2 separate regions of the Homo sapiens genome follow, and region 1 is linked to region 2. Evidence: read pairs that join two places in POLR2A ChIA-PET (ENCODE). Cell type or tissue: HCT116. All regions are shown on one strand. Links, peaks and the distances in the headings refer to the core of each region. The heading gives the core; the rest is flanking DNA. Region 1 overlaps EPHA4 (EPH receptor A4). Region 2 has its middle 500 kb from the start of EPHA4.

Region 1 (2,500 bases), core at 1-2,500, 420 kb before region 2:
TATCGGATTCTCTTGACAAGATGTGGGGATGGGAAGCAGCATAAACATCAGGGGTCCTTTCAAACTGATTCCAGCCTCTAATCAGTTCTTCCCAGTTGGTTAAGCCAGGTGACAAACCCAATTCCCTTGTGCTGACAGCCATGATAATCAGGCACCTTCTTTGTTCATTATGCTGTCTTTAACCCCAGCATTCTTATGCAGCCTCGCATTTAGTGATCGCTCACTGTGACGGCACACTAATGAAGAAATAAAACACACTATCTGAGCCTCATTCTTCTAGCCAAAGAGAGACTGTGCTCCACTGGCTTGTAAAATCAGGTTTTTGTTCACTTGGAGAACAATTAGACCAGGTGAATAAAAGTAGCATTGGCTAATTTAGAAGGAAACTGCCTAGGAAGTTTGCACCATTGACGCTGCTGGAGAGCTTAAGAGAATTTAATCGTAAACAAACTTTACCTTTGGGAATACTTTTGCTGGAGCCTCTGGTTAGGTTAACATAAATGGCTGCCTGTGAGATGTGCTGAGATGTTTCTATGGAAGCACCATCGGAACATTTTCTGGAAAATAGCCCATAACTATTTAGAACAGGGAGTTTAGAACAGAGCTTTTTAAACATCCACATGCACAAAAATCACATGGAAATCACCTGCGGATTAGGAGGAGCGAGGTTAGGCCTGAGAGTCTGTTTCTGACAAGTTCCCAGGTGAGGCTGAAGCTACTGATCTGTAAAACCGTCTTTAGGCAGCAAGGATTTAGATTCCCAGCCCCACGGCTGTCAGGAGACAGGAGATTCTGTTTTGATGCCTGTAACTTTCAGACCTGTTCTTCAGCTCAGTGGTGACTCTAGAAAGGTATTTCATGGATTCTGATCATTCTCCCTTCATGGAAATGGAATACTTCATCTGTCTCCTGTATGAAGAAAATCCAGCCTGGGTAGAATCATACAACCAAATGCACTCACTGTGGAATTATTTTTCTTTTTAATTTTGCTGTTGTTTGTTTGTTTCTTCCAGAATCCTCACCAAGTTATTGCCAGAGAGTAGAAATGTAAATGTTCACCTTAGACACCTGTATCAGTCAAGAGAGGCAAGAAGTTTTTTTTTTTTTTTTTTTTTTTGGCAACATTGCCAGGACAAGCACCATTATTTCTGCACATTCAGGGCTGCCATTAAAGCTGATGTCAGGATTTTGATTTTATGAATCTTTTCTTAACAGGGATTTTGATGTGATTTTTATTAATGAAATTAAAGTCCTTTAACTCTACGAATGACTAGCTCTTTCCCTTCTCCAGATCTGTTTCTCCTTGTTTCCCTGCCCCTTCTGGAATGCAGTCTGGTTATCAGCAGGACTGGGCGTGGTCAACCTCACACCCCTGCAGGAAGACTTCTGATGGTCTTAGTCATGTACTTGCTTGTTCAATGATTGTAGTGAGCAAGATCTTCTTTTCCCCCACTGGGAAGCTAAATCAATGTTATATTTAAAGTAACTTTCTTTTTTTGTTTTCCCTTTTTTGAGATAGAGTCTCACTGTGTTGCCCAGGCTGGAGTACAGTGGCGCTATCTCAGCTCACTGTAACTGCCACCTCCCGAGTTAAAACAATTCTCCTGCCTCAGCCTCCCAAGTAGCTGGGATTTACAGACATGCACCACCATGCCCAGCTAATATTTTTGTATTTTTAGTAGAGCCTGGGTTTCGCTATGTTGACCAGGCTGGTCTCGAACTCCTGACCTCAAGCGATCCGCCCGCCTAGGCCTCCCAGAGTGCTGGGATTACAGGCGTGAGTCACTGCACCCGGCATTAAGGTAACTTTCTTTTCCAACCCCTTATTGTATTTCAAAATGTGCTAGAAAAGTACCTTGTAAAGGTAGTAAATTGGCTTTGCATATCTAGAAAAATGTAGCTCATCTGTCATTTTGCCACCTTGACTTCTGAGCACTGTTACCAGAGTAGTTTTTCGTATTTTTCAATTGGAAATCTGTCCCTGTGCTTTTGGGTGCTCTTTATTTAACTTGTTTGATGAAACTTCTTAGAGCCTGGTGATTGGGAACACTCTGTAAATGAGAGATTATTATTTTAGATTGCCAACTTGAAGGGCCTTTACGAATCTGTCTCCAAGTAAACAGCCTCGAATGTGCCAAACAAACAAAGAGTGATTGATTGATACTTAGACGTGGCCGAAAATATTCCAAAATTGCAGCTTTCAAGACATTTTATACTAGGAGAGCTCAGAGCTAATGAGGGCAGATTTCCTAAGATCTATGACCAGAGGTCCTGATTTGAAAAAACTTTCTCCAGGTTTACGTTATCAAGAAATTGAAACAGCCAAGTTCCAAACAACAAACATCACTTACTTTGTCTCTACATTTGCCTTTTCTAATTGAATTTAGTGCGCTGCTGTATTTCCTCCCAGAAAGTGTATTGTTTTAAAATTACCATTTCAGTTCTATTACTCAAAGCCCTCGCTGCTAATGCTTTCTGACAGTTATCAACATAATGAGCC
Region 2 (17,088 bases), core at 5,795-8,294:
TCTGTGATGTGGCTGTGATTAGAAGGTGGTGTAGGATAGAAGAGGATTCCAGGCAGAGGAAGCAGGAAATGATTTGAAAGTTCATGCCTACTTCAGATTATGTAAAGGGTTAAAGAAATACATCTAAAATTCAAAAGCATGGGAAATACATTGATTCATTCATTCACTAAACAAACTTATTAAGTGTTACATGCCCATGTAGGGAATGCAAAAGACAGGATTTTTAAATCAAAGAGCTCCCAGAGGACTTGACCCCAAGGGAAGCAAATACCAGACTCAGAGCTGCATAAGACCTTGGTTTCTTGTAGGAGCAGGGAGAAAAGACTTCTGCCTGGTCCACACATGGTAGCAGGAGAAAAGCTTGGGAAACTGGTGCCAAACATAGATAAGCCAGCAGGTGGTGAAAACATGAGGAACCGGCAGGATGCTCCTAAAGGGGAGGGCGCATTTGGTCCTGGAAAAGGTATGATCAGCACCAACAAAGCCATATGGAAAATAGCGAGTGAAATCTGGGCAAGAGTCTCAGTTCCAACTGTGTCCAATCTGTGGCCCATATACAAAACCTGTCACAAGCCCAGTCCTACCTAAGGCTTGGTCCAAATAATTGCAGGATTTTATTTCTTTTCTCTCAAAGGTATAGGGCAAGTCAAGGAATGTGAAAATAGAGATATGACCTTCAACATTGACACCATCCTTCCTGGCTATCTCTGCAGCTCCCAGAGGTGAGAGACAGACTGGAGAGCTTTCAGGGGGCAGGTCCACCCATGGGGACATCCATGGGACAGGCTGAAAGGCACCTCAGGAGCTTGGAGGTTAAGAGAAGGAGAAAGGCACATTCACAGGGTGCACTGATGTCTTGAGTTCGAGAACCAGGCCAAGGAACCAGAGACTAAACAGTTAAAGAACAGCTCATTTTAAACATAAATAAAATTCCATCTACTCTACGTATTTTGTGAGCAAAAATGCAGTTCAGAAAAGCAGATTTGGTGCTGTGCTAAATGTTTTCATTTTTTTTATACGCTCCACGTTAGAGCTTGTATTTTCTCATACCTCCAAGGCATAGTCTTTTATGGCTTTAGAGATAAAAGATTTACATTTAAATCACGCTTTCCCCATGCCACATTCTAGCAATAGCATTTTAAGTTCTACTGTTCACCTAAAGGTCAGAATGCCTTTTTTTTAATGCCTACATATGCTACCACCTTAACCAAGTGAAGAAATCCTTTTAGCTTTAATTGTCTAAATATTATTTATAGTTTATGTAATATAAAATCCAAGGGATTCACAACAAAATGGAGACAGGAAAGTGCCATCCTGGGACTGTTTTGAAGAGTGAAGATATTGCATAGGTCTAGGACTCCAAATCCAGAGTCTCTATTATATTTGTGTGTGTGTGTGTGTGTGTGTGTGTGTGTGTGTGTGTGTGTGTGCCACATATACCATCAGGTGACTGTGTTCCAAGCTAATAGGTTCTCCTGAAAGGCATGAGATGGACAATCAGATAAGACCCTTTTGTTTCTCACTATTGCCTTGAAATTTACTGGCTGCATAATTGTTAATTTTATCCTTTACTCTTTTTTCCTGCATAAAGAAGATGGCAGGAGAAAAACAAAAGAATTGTCTCCTATGCCTTATTTGGAAATGGAATCGTGGGCTGTCTTGTTACAATCATGAACATCCATTGCAAAGCCCATCTACCCAATTGTCCAGAAACTTGAAAGTAAGGAGGTGATATGCCATGCATAGACTTTCAGGATTTCATGTCCTTGTATTCAGGACAATTGGGGGAACAAATCTCTCAGACAAACAAGTTGACTTTTACCCTTAATCCTGTAATTACAACTCAGTCTATGTTTTCAAAATTGCACTTACAAGACAAAATGGGAGAATAGCTTGCTTCTGGTTCTGAATCTGTAGTAGAATGTCTATAAGGAGCATGTGTCCTATTTTTTTAACTACATAAAAATTATCTTTCTTAATCATCTGTAGGTGAAGAATGGACCAGAGAATAAGGGTATGTTTCCAAGAGCCAAGAAAGAGCTAGGAAGCTAAATACTAAACCAACTGATATTTGCATTCAGGAATGGTGTGATGAGAACCCAAGCATTTTAATTGAAAGAGTAAAACCAAAAAAGCTCAAGGACAAATCATACCAAACAAAAGGAAAAGAACGATCATTTTAAAATTTTTATCATTTGTACTTCATTAGTCCTTGTGCTTATTATTTATTAATAAATAAGACTTGATGAGAGTTTTTTTAAGTATGTGGAAGTTTATTGCTTCTGTGGCCATGAATGTATTGAATTCCTCTATTCTAGGGTGTTCTTAGGGTAAAAAAAATCGACTGCAGATTAGAAGTAGTTCATGCCTTTGTTTTCAGTGAATCTTGGTACCAGAGGGAGCCCATGACGACATGAAGTTAGAATTTGACCCATAACAGTTACTCCAACCTCTCTTCCACTTTAACATCTTCCTGCCAAATGATCTTCTAAAGAAAAGAAAAAAACCCCACGAAGCTAGAAAAGGAAACCACTTTGTCTACTCTGGGCAATCAGTGGATACAGCACTTCATGTCAAAGGAATGTGGAGGGAATGTTTAAACTGTAATATTTTCACAGGCAAAGAACTTCACAAGGACCCAGAAGGTCAAGACTGCATTGATACCCACTCTTTTCAGAGTAATACTGTCTAGAAAAGTCCAGTGAAAATATTTAATAACTGGTTCTGGTTAGACATCATTTTATAGTCCTATCTAACAAAACTACTATCCTTTCGGATTAGAGAAAATGTTTACTTATTCAGAGTTGCAGAGTGCTACCTGGGGACAGCCCTAGGCAAACCATAAAGTTGAGGAATTTTCCTTCAGTTCTGTCTGACCTTCTCCATGCTTCTTCCATTTTATTCCACGTCTTCTTACCTGCCCTTCTACCTTTACCATTAAATATCTGATACTCTTGAGGACTCTCCTTTACTTTTCCTACCCAAACTTACTCTCAAGAAGGCATTCAACTTAACATTTGAACCTGAGTGTGAAATTAAATCAATTATCTTTCCTCTGTTTTTTTTTGTGTTTTTTATGTTCCCTAATTTAACCCTTTCTAAAGATATTCAAGCATAAGGAAGTGGTAAGATGAAATATTTTAGCCGTTCAAAATAAAATACTTGCTGGCACATGGAAATTAGACTATCTGTTGGTGGTTTACTGTCTAGTCTAGTTTCCACAGAATGACAATATTTACATTTGGTGTCATCATAAGAGCCCCAGAAACATCCAAGGCACTTATATAGCCCCCTAATTGCTTAAAATACATCACTTATTTGAATATTAGTGACAAATATTTTCTTGGTGACCAAGGAAAGAAGCCCCGGGTTCTCAGACTGCACATGTATTGCACGAGACCTGAGTATTCTCAGGATGGAGCGGGCATAGTAGATGTGGTATTTTTGTCTACTGAACATTCTCTGTATGTCCAGCCCTCTTTTTGTCTACTGAGCATTCTCTGTTTGTCCAGCCCTCCTTTCAGTTCTAATCCATGACTACATTTAGGGAAGGCATACAACGCAAAGCTGGGAACTCAGGTTACTCCATCCCTGTGACACAAAGAAATTAGTGGCTGAACAATTATTTTACCCACAATTAACCAGTGAGAGTCATCCCCTGGGATTTGATTATCTCTTCCTAGAAGACACTATCTTTCACTGGAACTGATATCTGTGAGGATGATGGAAGCTTGCAGCCTCCTGAAACCATCTCATGGGGAAAACATGTGTAAGAATCAAGCCAACACAAAGCAAAGGAGAACTGAAAGATAAGGAGACATGTATCTTACGGATGTTTCAGCCTTTGCATAAAGTCAGGTTTGAAATCTGCCACACCTCTGGGCTCCTCAGTACATGCTAGTCTTAAATTAGTCAGTTGGGTTTTTATCATTTGTGACCAAAGTACTACTTAACCAGGAACGTCATCAGGGAACCTATCCTTGAAGATGCCAAACAATGAATTACAGCTAGGGACACAGAACAGATACAATTGTGTTGAAGCCAAAACCAAGGTGACATTGATGTTACCCTTTGTTGAGTGCCTGCCTCATGACAGATGATTGCAGTGTTACAGACACATGCCCTCTTCTACCCCATCTCCGGCTTTTTACTGATAGATGATTCCTGATTGACAGTAGAAACACATTCCCAGAGTGGACAGCAAAGTGGAATGTAACACCAAGTTATTTTTTTCTCCTGTTATTTAATAGTGCCTGATTGAGCTGGTTCCTCTTTGTCAAGTGTCATTCAAAAATCACCCAATTGTTGGTCCACCCTTGCTTGGTTGTTGATGAGAATGCCATGTGGGCTGGAATCAAAGCCTCGCTGAAATTTGTCTATTTTACATCTGTTCCTGGCTGGGAGCTTAATGAGATGCATGGCATAATGAGATGTGTGTCTGGAGTATGTAATGAGATTCTTGATTCAAGTGCCTAATGAAGCCTATAGCCTAATGAAATGTATAGCATAATAAGATGCATAGCCCGAATGTATAGTACAGATTTGAAAATCCTTTTACAAAATATCACTAGGCATGCAAAAGTTTCTCCCATCTGTATAAGCTCCACCCACGTTTCTTTGGAATTCTTAGCTTGTCATTTCTCAATGCTATTGTCATTTTTGTCATGGTTATTTCTCATATCCAAAGCTAACAGAACATAAGCACTGGCCCTCATCAAATATAATAGGTAGTCTGAAAACACAGCATAGAAATTTTTTCCTCTTGAAAAGAGAAAATCATATCTTTGTTTCCTTCCATTCACTTCCTGATTTTTTAATATAAGCAACAATATCAATGAGCTGTTGCCTAACAAAATACCTAAAACTTTATGGCATAACACAAGTGTTTATCACTGCTTATGAGTTTTTGAGTCAGCTGGGTGATTCTTTTAGAGTAGACTAGGTGATATGGTCTGGCTCTGTGTTCCCACCCAAATCTCATCTTGAATTGTAATCTGAATTGTAATACTCATGTGTTAGGGGAGGGGACTCGTGGGAGGTGATTAGATCATGGGGGCAGTTCCCCTATGCTGTTCTTATGATAGTAAATAAGTTCTCATGAGATCTGATGGTTTTATAAGGGGCTTTTCCCCACTTTGCTCTGCACTGCTCTCTCCTGCTGTCATGTGAAAAAGGACATGTTTGATTCCCCTTCCACCAGATTGTAAGTTTCCTGAGGCCTTTCCAACCATGCGGAACTGTGAGTCAATTAAACCTCTTTCCTTTATAAATTACCCAGTCTCAGGTATTTCTTCATAGCTGCATGAGAATAGACTAATACAGTAAATTGGTACCACAAAGAATTGGGTGCTGCTATAGGGATAGCTGAAAATATGGAAGCAACTTTGGAACTAGGTAACAGGCAGAGGTTGGAACAGTTTGGAGGACTCAGTAGAAGACAGAAAGATGTGGGAAAGTTTGGAACTTCCTAGAGACTTGTTGAATGGCTTTGACCAAAATGTTGTTAGTGATATGGACAATGTAGTCCAGGCTGAGGTGGTCTCAGATGTAGATTAGAAATTTGTTGGGAACTGGAATAAAGGTAACTCTGGCTATGTGTTAGCAAAGAGACTGGCAGCTTTTTGTCCCTACCCTGGAGATCTGTAGAATTTTGAACTTGAAATAGATTATTTAGGGTATCTGGCAGAAGAAATTACTAAGCAGCAAAGCATTCAAGAGGTGACGGAGCCTAAAAGTTTGGAAAATTTGTCTTTTTATGATGCAGTAGAAAAGAAAAATCCATTTTCTGGGGAGAAATTGCTGCAAAAATGTGCATAAGTAACAAGGAGCCAAATGTTAATAGCTAAGACAATGGGAAAAAACATCTCCAGGGCATGTCAGATATCTTTGTGACAGCCCCTCTCATCATAGGCCCAGAGGCCTAGGAGGGAAAAATGGTTTCCTGGGCCAGGTCCAGGGCCCCTCTGCTGTGTGCACCTTTGGGACTTGGTGCCCTCTGTCCCAGCCACTCCAGTCATGGCTAAAAGAGGCCAAGGTACAGCTCAGGCCATTGCTTCAGAGCATGCAAGTCTTGGCAGCTTCCATGTAGTCCTGCAGGTGTGCAGAGGACAACGATTGAGGTTTGGAAACCTCCACCTAGATTTCAGAGGATGTATGGAAATGCTTCGATGTCCAGGCAGAAGTCTGCTGCGGGGCAGAGCCCTCATGCCAGACCTCTGCTAGGGCAGTGTGGAAGGGAAGTGTAGGGTTGGAGGTCCCACACAGAGTCTCCACTGGTACACTGCCTAGTGGAGCTTTAAGAAGGTGGCCACTATCCTCCAGGTCCCAGAATGGTAGATCCACCAGGTGCTTGTGTTATGCACCCGGAAAAGCCGTAGACACTCAACACCAGCTTGTGAAGGAAGCTGGGAGGGAGGCTATCCCCTGCAAAGCCACAGGGGTAGAGCTGCCCAAGGCCAAGAGAGCCCACCCCTTGCATCAGCATGACCTGGATGTGAGACATGGAGTCAAAGGAGATCTTTTGTATCTTTAAGGTTTAATGACTGCCCTATTGGATTTCAGACTTGAATGGGACCTGTAGCCCCTTTTTTTGGGCCAATTTCTCTCATTTGAAATGGGTGCATTTGTCCAATGCCTGTACTCCCATTATATCTTGGAAGTAACTAACTTACTTTTGATTTTACAGGGTGATAGGTGGAAGGGCCTTGCCTCATCTCAGATGAGGCTATGGATTTGGACTTCTGGGTTAATGATGAAATGAGTTAAGACTTTGTGGAATGTTGGGAAGGCATAATTGTGCTCTCAAATGTGAGAAAGATGAGATTTGGGAGCGACCAGGGGCAGAGTGATGTTGTCTGGCTCTGTTCCCCCACACAAATCTCATCGTGAATTATGGTCTAACTTGTAATCCCCACCTGTTGGGGGAGGGGGGAAGGAACTCATGGGAGGTGATTAGATCATTGGGGTGGTTCCCCCATGCCATTCAAGTGAGTGAGTTCTCATGAGCTCTGCTGGTTTCTGCCCTACACTATGCACTTCTCCTTCCTTTTGCAATGTGAAGAAGGACATGTTTGATTCCCCTTCTGCTATGCTTTTATGTTTCCTGAGGCCTTTCCAAACATGCAGAACTGTGAGTCAATTAAACCTCTTTCCTTTATAAATTACCCAGTCTCAGGTATTTCTTCATAACAGCATGAAAATGTACTAAGACACTACGATTGCTTATGTGTTTGTGATGGGCTACAAGTCAGCTAGAGTCTCTGCTGATCTTGACTGGGCTCTCTCACATCTCTGCAGGTCACCTTCCTGTAGGCCTGTCTAGGAAGACATTGGCTGGGGCAGTTGAGATTGCCTTGATTTTGTTTCTCATTTCTTAAGAACTGACTACGACTTAATCTAACAGCAGTCAGGAATCCAAGAGGAAGAAGGGAAGGCTGCAGGATATCATAAGGCATAAGGTCATCACACTGTCATTTCAACCATATTCTTTTGAGACAAAGCAAGTCACAAGGCCATTCCATAATCAAGAGATTAAGAAATGCAGGCATAACTTGGAGATATTGCAGGTTGGGTTCCAGGTCACAGCAATAAAGCAAATATTGCAACAAAGTGAGTCACATAATGTTTCCAGTTTCCCAATGCACATAAAAGTTATGTTTACACTATACTGGAGTCTAATAAGTGTGCAATAGCATTGTGTCTAAAAATGTATATACCTTACTTTAAAAATATTTCATTGCTAAAACATTCTATCATTACACGGCCCTTCAGCAAGTCATAATCTTTTGGCTGGTAGAGGGTCTTGTCTCAATGTTGATGATTGCTGACCAATCAAGATGGTGTTTACTGAAGGTTAGCATGACTATAGAATTTTCTTAAAATAAGACAACATAAAGTTTGCTGCATCTATTGACTTTTTCTTTCACCAAAGATTTTTCTGTAGATTGCGATGCTAATTGTTAGCATTTTATCTACAGTAGAACATTTTTCAAAACTAGAGTTAATCCTCTCAAACCCTGCCACTGCTTTATCAATTAAGTTTATATAATATTCTAAATCCTTTCTTGTCATTTCAACAATGTTCACAGAATCTTCACCTGAAGTAGTTTCCATCTCAAAAAACCATTTTGCTTATCCATGAAAAGTGAATTCTCATTGATTAAAGTTTCATCATAAGATTGCAGCAATTCAGTTGCATCTTCAGGCTCCACGTCTAATTCTAGTTCTCTTGCTATTTCTACCACATTGCCAGTGACTTCCTCCACTGAAATCTTGAACCCCTCAAAGTGATCCATGAGGGCTGGAATCAACTTCTTCCAAGCTCCTATTAATGTTGATATTTTGACCTCCTCCCATGTATCATGAATGTCCATATTGGCATCTAGAATGGTGGACCCTTTCCAGAAGGTTTTCAATTTACTTGGACCAAATCCATCACAGGAATCAGCATCTGTGGCAGTTTTAGCCTTATGAAGTGTATGTCTTAGTATTGACTTGAAAGTTAACATTATTCCTTGATCCATGGGCTGTAGAATAAATATTATATTAGCAGGCATGAAAACAACATTAATCTCCTTGTACATTGCTGTCAGAGCTCTTGGGTAACCAGGTGGATTGTCAATGAGTAGTAATATTTTAAAAGAAACATTTTTTTCTGATCAGTAGGTCACAACTGTGGGCTTAAAATATTTAGTACACCATGCTGTAAACAAATGTGCATCCAGGCTTTGTTGTTGAATTTATAAAACACAGGTAGAGTATATTTAGCACAATTCTTAATAGCCCTGAAATTTTTGAAGTGGTAAATGAGCATTGGCTTCAACTTAAAGCCATCAAATGCATTAACCCCTAACATAAAATCAGCCTGTTCTTTGAAGCTTTGACGACAGTCATTGACTTGTCTTCTCAAGCTATGAAAGTCCTGGATGATATCTCTTTCCAATATAAGGGTGTTGTGTCTACTTTGAAAAGCTATTGTTTAGTGTAGCCACATTTGTGAATGATCTTAGCTAGATTTTCTAGATAACTTTTTAGAGCTTCTACATCAGCACTTGCTGCTTCACCTTGCACTTTTATGGTACGGAGACAGCTTATTTCTATAACTCCTATGTCACAGAGACCTCACAAACTCAACCTCTGTTAGTTTCCAAGTTTTCTTCTTCAGCTTCCTCACCACTCTCAGCCTTCATAGAATGGCAGAGAATTAGGGCCTTGCTCTGAACTAGGCTTTTGCTTAACGGAGGGTTATGGCTGGTTTGATCTTTTATCCAGACCACTAAAACATTCTTCATATCAGCAATAAGGCTATTTTGCTTTCTTATCCTGTGTATGCTCAAATAGGAGCAATTTTAATTTCCTTAACTAACTTTTCCTTTGCATTCACAACTTGGCTACTTGGTGCAAGAGGCCTAGCTTTTCACATGTCTTCCTCACTAAGCTTAACCATTTCTAGCTTTTAATTTAAACTGAGAGGCATGCAACTCTTCCTTTCACTTGAACTTTTACAGGATATTGTAGGATGACTGATTAACCTAATTTTAATATTGTTGTTTCTCAGAAAATAGGGAGGCCTGATGAAAGGGAGAGAGATTAGGAAATGACCAGTTGGTGGAGCAGTCAGAACACATACATTTCTTGATTAAGTTCACCATCACATATGGGTTCAGTTCTTGGCTTCCCAAAACAACTACAAACAAACAAAAATGCTAATAGGGGTTACAACTAATTTTTCTTACAACATTTGGAAAATATTTGATAGTAGACAAGATTAGGAATCTACCTCATTATTGAATTAAAATTGAATATTTTTTCATCTTTTTCATGGGTTGTCTCTAAGATTATTGAAGATTGTGTTTTGCCAAGAACTGTGGGTGATTGGCCCCAGGGATGAGGTGTGTGTCGCATGAACCTGTCCTAAAATTTCTGAAGGACTGTGGAGAGTTTTAGCAGTGTGTATCTCATTCACGATAGCCTTCTGGATAAAACCCAGGGCACTCTTTTGAAAATTTATAGGGACTAGTCTATCCAGCAGTTTAACAGCTAGTCTATTTTTTTTTTTTTTTTTAGCATACCCCAGCCAAGGTTCTATCTCCTTCCCATCTCCCAGACTGAATATCCATTATCTCTCGAGATGCCATTACCCTCAGATGCCTCAGATTTATTTGTCTAGCTATTTTATAGAATAAAGGCCTGATAGGGTCCTCTTTAAATACACATTCTCACCACATTTTAGAAACCAGCAGTTGGTCCCATCATTTCCCTAACTTAAGATTATGCTTTTCTATTGCATGGAGATCATAAATTTTACTCTCATGTGCGTTTTACAATTGTGGAAAGGAATGAATCAAACACAATACCCAAATACCAGAATTTTTTCTGATTTATTTTCCAGCTGTGCTTTCCTATCCACGTGATAGTTTATTTAGATACATGCACACATGAATCCTCTGCAAAAGTGCTCAATACAGACTTGTGGATATGTGGACTAAATAGTTTCATTATTTAATTCAAAACCTGGCATCAATCTGCTTAACCTGATTAGCTCATCTTTGCCTAGCTTTGCTAATTAAATATCTTTTTAAAATTTCTTTTTGTTTCATGAAACCTCTAGGTATAATAGCTTTTTTAGATAATAGAGTTTATATTATCTCTCTGTTATCTATATGATATATATCATCATGGAGCAGTGGCCCCTAATCAAACACTAGTTGTGTCTTTATATGCAAAGTGACTACAGCAAATGATAGCAATTAGACGTGCTTGTATTTTTGTAAAGGCCTGTTCAAGTCTAAAATGTGTCTGTAACACATTAGGATTTATTTTACATAGGTAAACTGCTGACACTGATCAAATCATCAGATTGCTACCCAGTCTCTACTTCACTGTTTGCTGGGATGAGTCGCAAGTTTAGTTGCATATATCTCAAAAAAGTTCTGTAATCCATTTCATTTCCGTGCATAACCAAACCCACGTGGTATTTACTCTTTGTGTCTTTTTATGGTAATGCTCAGGCTCAATCTGTGGCAGCTTAAGGGATGTACACACAAGTCAAGTGGCAGAGCTGGCAAGATCCTGGGCAGAATAAATGCAGATAGCATGGAAGGTAAGCCTTGGAAAGGATTGGAAACCAGGAAAGCTGGTGGATTTCAGTAAGGGAGAAGGGAGAACATACACTAGTTCAGAATTTCTCAAAATGATAATTTCATATTACCTGTAGGAGAGTCACCTGAAAAGCCCGATAAAAATATATTTTTTCTTGGCTCCTACCCTCCCTGCTTAATCAAAATCCTTAGGGAAGGTCTCCAGAAATTTATGGTTTATCAAGTTCTCCAGCAATTTGTGTGCATTTAAAATTTGAGAACCAGTGTACTAGACTTTGAACATTACTAGTACACAGTTTATATACAATCATCATTATATTCCCAGTGACTGGGCAATTTGTAGATGGTGATTGAATGAATAAAGAAATGATCAAACAAATTGTATTGATACCAAGATCATTGTATGGTTACTATACAGTCTGTTAGTGACATAGCCACAGGTTAGAAATGCATGAATGTAAGACAACAAATCAATGAGTGCAGCCATCAGCAAAGAAGAGCTTGATACTGAGCCAAATGCTATTAAAGTGGTGCTTTGTGCTGGTTACTTTCTTGCATTTTTAGATTGTGTAGAGGGACAGGCATGGGTTTGGAATGGAGGCCCCCTTGACTCTTCTGTCCACAAGCAGTTTCAGTTTTTATACCTAAAGAGGCCTACTGAGGTATTTTCCTAAACAATTAACCGTCTCCCCTAAGACATATTATACAAAAGAAGTTGCAATATTTATTTTAAAGAAATATTGAATATATATTATTTTAAATAAATATATATGTCTTTCTTAATTTTGTTTAATTTACCCTCCTTCAGTCTTGACTGTATCCCTGTTCTTGATGAGTGTCTTATTTTTGTTTTCAAATAACTACAAATGACTGTCATACTGAATTGAGTGTGTATCACAGATTGGCCTTCCTAGGTTGTGTCCTTCCAACCTGGCTACCACACATAGTACCAATGTGTTAGTAATCAGAGATCACAGACGGTTTAGGGCAGAAAAAAACCTTTGAGATAACATAGAACAACTCTATCATTTTACATGAGGAAACTGGGGTCCAGGGAGGTTCAATTCTTCATCCAACATTTTACTATACAAAACCATTGCTCTTCTACTATGTTGTACTTGCTCATCAAGTCATGATATAGATTCTATTGTTAAAATAAGTAGCGATTTTAAAGATTGTGCTTTCCTTGTTAATAACCCCCACACAAAGTCACAGAAACAGGGTAAAGTCCATATTTCATCATAGCAATATCTGAGTAAATCAGCTTACCAGTAACACTTTGGGTACACTAATAAAATAATCTGACTGAATATAATCTAACATATTATTTTCATAAAGTACATACTTTCCTAAGTCAATTCATTTAAGAGAGAATGATAGAGACAGTTTCTAAAGTCAAGCAAAGACCAAATTGTAATTTGGGGTTAAACTTACAGGTGACAGAGACAAGCTGCTTCTCTGTTGTTTAAAATAGCAGTTTACATCAGGAGTTTACAAATTCTCAGAGAAAGTCTTATCAATGTAAATGTCAGAGAATTTGTTGGCTGTGCCTTTTACTTTTAGCAAACATGTGGATCCCATTCCCTTCATCCGTGGAAATACAAGACTGTATATTTTAATTCATCTGAAGTTTTACCACAGAGTCTATAAATATTACATAACAAATCTGTGCATTACTACTTTCTTGTGCATTCAGGATACATCTCTGTCATCATTATAATCAACCTAATTGGGCAAGACTTCCTAAGTGAAGGCAATAACATTTGTTTACTTCATTGTAGGAATGTGCTCGCTGTCTGGTACCACCACATTTAAATTAGTTTTTATCCAAAACAGAGAGAAATTCACCCTTCAGTCAGCACAGTCTGTTAATTTGAATGTGTTTAAATTAACTACGTTCATGCCCTGTAGGAAATTCTGAGAAACTCTGCTCTTTGTCCTTTTGCAAGAGAACTCAATGACATTTAGACCTTTTCCTTGTTCATATTTTGCAGAGATTAGAGAAGAGGTAGCCCTCCTCCTGTTTCAGAGGTGTCAGGTCGCATGTCCAAAGCTGCTCCAGGTGCCATGTTCCTGGTTGCAATAGGAGTGGCAAGATGATTTCTAGTGAGTGTTGCAATACATTGTGGAAGATGCAAGATTGTGAAGGGAAGGGAGAGAGAGCAAAATAATCACACAAGTCAAGCCCAGATGCATATGGGTTATTCATACCTCTTTTGTAGGAATTCTGTTTCCCTTTATATGTGATAGCTCATCTCATGGAATTAACCTCTTAACATCAGAGATTTCCTTCAGAATAGTCACAATTTCATTCCCAAAGGAATTGCCACATCTTTCCCATTCAATTTTTTTAACTTTTCCTTTGCCCTTTGTTTTATAAACCTTGTAAGGTACACTCCTATGATCTGAATATTTCTCCCGAAGTTCATATGTTAGAAATTTAATCCCAAATGCAACAGTGTTGGGAGGTGGGGCCTAATGGAGGTGTTTAAGTCATGAGGACTCCACCCTCATGAATGGATTAATGCCAATTATGAAAGGACCTGAGGCTGCAAGTTCCACTCTTGCTGTCTCATGCTGTCTTGCCCTTCCACCTTCCACCATTGGATGATGTGGCATAAAGCCTGCTGCCACATGGCAGCCCCTTGATATCAGACTTCCTATCCTCTAGAATGGTGAGAAATAAATTGATTTTACCCAGTCTGTGGTGTTTGCTATAGCAATGCAAAATGGACTAAGACATATGCTTTCTACCTCAAATCCCCCCATACTTAATGAAGGGCAGTAGCTCTAACCAACCTGGAGGCAAGGGGAAGGAAAAGATTCATAGGGTGGTGGTGGTGGGGGACATGTTTAAAGGGTGTCTCCTTGATTTATGCTATTCCTCATTGTGATATTCATGTGTCATCATGTAAAGCACACTTATTATTGCTAATGTTCTTGTGTTTAGCAAGTCTTTCAATATAAGCCATTTTAGAAAGAGGGCATCTCTTTATCAAGGAAAGAGCCTCAGGACTGCTCTGCCTTGCACCCACCATTATGGGGAGCCACCTGCCTTGCACCTGCCATCAGTGGATGGGAACTGATGCCGGGCAGCATCTAGAGTAAGGGGGATGAACGGCTGGTGCCTCTGGCCTGTGCTAAAAATTCTACACAACACACATTTACACAGAAGATTTTTAGGGCAGTGAAACTACCATGTGTGATACTATAACGATGAATACATGCCATTATATGTCTGTCTAAACCCATAGAATGTACAACACCAAGACTGAACCTGAATGTAAATTATGGACTTCGCGTGATAACAATTCATCAATGTAGGTTCGTGGATTGTACAAATGTACCACTCTAGTGGGGAATGTTGATAGTGGTGGAGGCTGTGCATGTGTTGGGGGCAGGGGAAATCTTCCTTTCAATTTTGCTGTGAACCTAAAACTGCTCTAAAAAATACTTAATTCCACCCTCAAAACACACACATTTACACAAGTAGGTCAAAATTAATCAGTTACCTCATTGCTTTTATATTCATGCTTCAGGAAGCATTTTGTTTTTGTTGTCCTATTCCCTGAAAAGAAATCTCCCAGTACTCAAATTTCACCTTTATAAGTTTGTTAAAAGGAGTGTGATATTGAAGCCAATAATCTTATCCTTCTCTTTTCAATGTCTACCTCATATAGGCCTAGCACAAAATTGGCATTTGTTAAATATGTGCTGAATTAAAGTCATACCTCAGGACTTACTGCTGGCCTGCTCCAAAAGTGTTAAATAAAGTATTTATATAAATGTTAAATAAAGTGTTAAATAAAATGTAAATAAATAAAAACTATCAAATAAAGTGTTTTTATGAAATAATAATAAAATCTAATTGCCTAGGTTACATCAATCTGCCTAGGTACAATCTAATAGGAATAGTAAAATAACAGCAACTTTTTAGGATGGACCCTTGGCAGAATACCTGGAATACCACTCACCATTTCTTTTCTTCCATTGCATGACTTCCCTGGGCATCTTACATGTAACTATTGACAACCATGACTCTCGTCTTCCTTATAGCATTTCCTCTGCTCTCCAGCTCGGCACACTTTGTTGACTTTTGGCAGTACATGATACCCCTGGTATATTCCCTGTCATTGCTCATATTTCCTCTGTGGATCCATGGTTCTCATTATTTGAGTCTTTTTAAATTGCTCATGACAGTAGTCCAACTCAAACTTGTTTAAGCAAAACCAGGCATGTATTGATTCATGAACCTGGTACATCTGTGAGTTGATGTGTCTTCGGATCTAGCTGGATCTAGGGATTCACAAATGTTGTCATAGGGATTCCGTCTCTTTCTTCTAACTTTAACACTTTCTCTTCAGTGGTGAACATGAATGATGATTGACAGCGGCACACTCACATCTTTTCAGCTTTTTGAGTCTGAGAAAAAAAGATTTTTCTACCAGCGCCTAAAGAAACATTCTACTGAGAGTTGTAATGAGTCTGGTTTGTATCACCTGCCCATCCCTCACTGATTACTTTGTTTGAGGGATGTATACTCTGATTGGGTCAAAAAATCGCTGCTGTGACAGGAAGTGGGTTTAGCTCTACCTGACCCACATGGAATGAGTTCCCCAGAAGAGGAAGAGGTTCTGTTAACAGACGAAGAGGTAAAGAAGGTGACTGAGAGACCAAATGTGTTTCCAAACCATGTCACTCTGATGATATTCTTTGATGCTTCTGAAGGTGTGAGATTGTTATTTCACATACCACCATAAAGTCAAATAAAATGTCCTTACACCACACAAGTGTTGTTTTCTCTTACTAGTCTTGGATGTGAAAGAGAAATTTTGGGGGACATGGATACTATAGCTTTTTTTTTTCTTTTTTCTTTTTTTTTTTTTTTTGTAGCTCACGTCCCAAGTGCTCTGACACAATGAGTCCCTGAGCAGCTGACCTAGAGGACAATCTGTGGAGTGCAAGTACCCCAGGGCAGACTCATCCACTGCATCCTATTTGCTGCCCGTTTTGAGTTTTTGCATTTTAAATTTTCTTCTCTCATCGTGAAGCCTTTTTCCCAGGGCAAGTACCTAGGGAGGCCCTGGTGACTAAGAAAAACAGTCCTGGGGACTGGGTGTCAATATCAGTGTGTCGTGTCCATTCACTGACCCATCCATGACATTCTGTAGTGTTTTCCAGCAAATAGACTGAGTCTGTGCCCTTTGTTCAAATGCTACCTGCTCAGACACCTTTCCTGACCAGACCTAGAACAGCATCCCACTTTACTAACTTCCTATACTCTTACTCTTGCTTTATGTTTCTTCTTAGCACTTTTTTCTACCTGAAATGATGTCACATATGTTTGTTTACTTACTAATTGTCTGTCTTAGTAGGAAGGTAGGAGAATTTTTCTCTCATATTCTCTGCTGCATCCTCTGTGCCTAGAATAGTACCTGGTATGTACTAGACATGCAGTAACTGCTGACCAGATTTATCAAGAAATAGATCAACGAGCAAACAAAATAATAGCAGGAAAAGATCTCGGGCCATCATTCTGGGACCCTTATTAAGCACAAACCTAAATACACCTAAATGCTACTGGCATTTTTTTAAATGCATGAACAAACGTGTTTAAAAGGCCCTGCATTTTGATGTCATATTGTTAGTCTTGCGTCTCCTTTTAATTTCCTTTAGCATCACTTACTGATGTACAATTTTGCCTGGAATTATGACTAGGTTGACAGAGTTAACTTAAAAAATGCATATTTTGCTGTGATTTTTCTAAGTAAAGCCAGAGAAAAAAGATACATTAAATTGCATAGACCATTTATATTAATTCTGCAGTATTTTGTGGATAAAAAGTCTTTTAATAAAACAGAACTGGGACTTCCTCTCTTTTGTTTAGTAGCTGGAAGCAGATTCTCCCTCTCTTTTGCAGTCAGGACACTGGTTTTTTGTCTTGAAGAAGTTTTATCTTTAGATCTGAACTCTTTGCTACAACATAGTA

Evidence for each region. Peaks named below come from ENCODE experiments on the same cell type or tissue, not always from the same donor. Only the 100,000 strongest peaks of a DNase experiment are listed, where the experiment ranks them.
Region 1: POLR2A ChIA-PET joins it to region 2 with 5 read pairs; 2 of 35 experiments call an interaction of 5 or more read pairs at or near these places.

Annotation. Positions count from the first base shown.
Region 1 is chr2:221,493,619-221,496,118 of GRCh38, reverse strand. The region is part of intron 4 of EPHA4 (EPH receptor A4); the gene reads left to right. Among named protein-coding and RNA genes, the nearest start is that of EPHA4, 77 kb to the left of the region's middle. In HCT116, for the core only: no CTCF peak of the experiment used is centred there; a DNase peak (open chromatin) is centred at 1,338.
Region 2 is chr2:221,060,830-221,077,917 of GRCh38, reverse strand. No RefSeq gene overlaps it. Among named protein-coding and RNA genes, the nearest start is that of EPHA4, 500 kb to the left of the region's middle. In HCT116, for the core only: no CTCF peak of the experiment used is centred there; no DNase peak of the experiment used is centred there.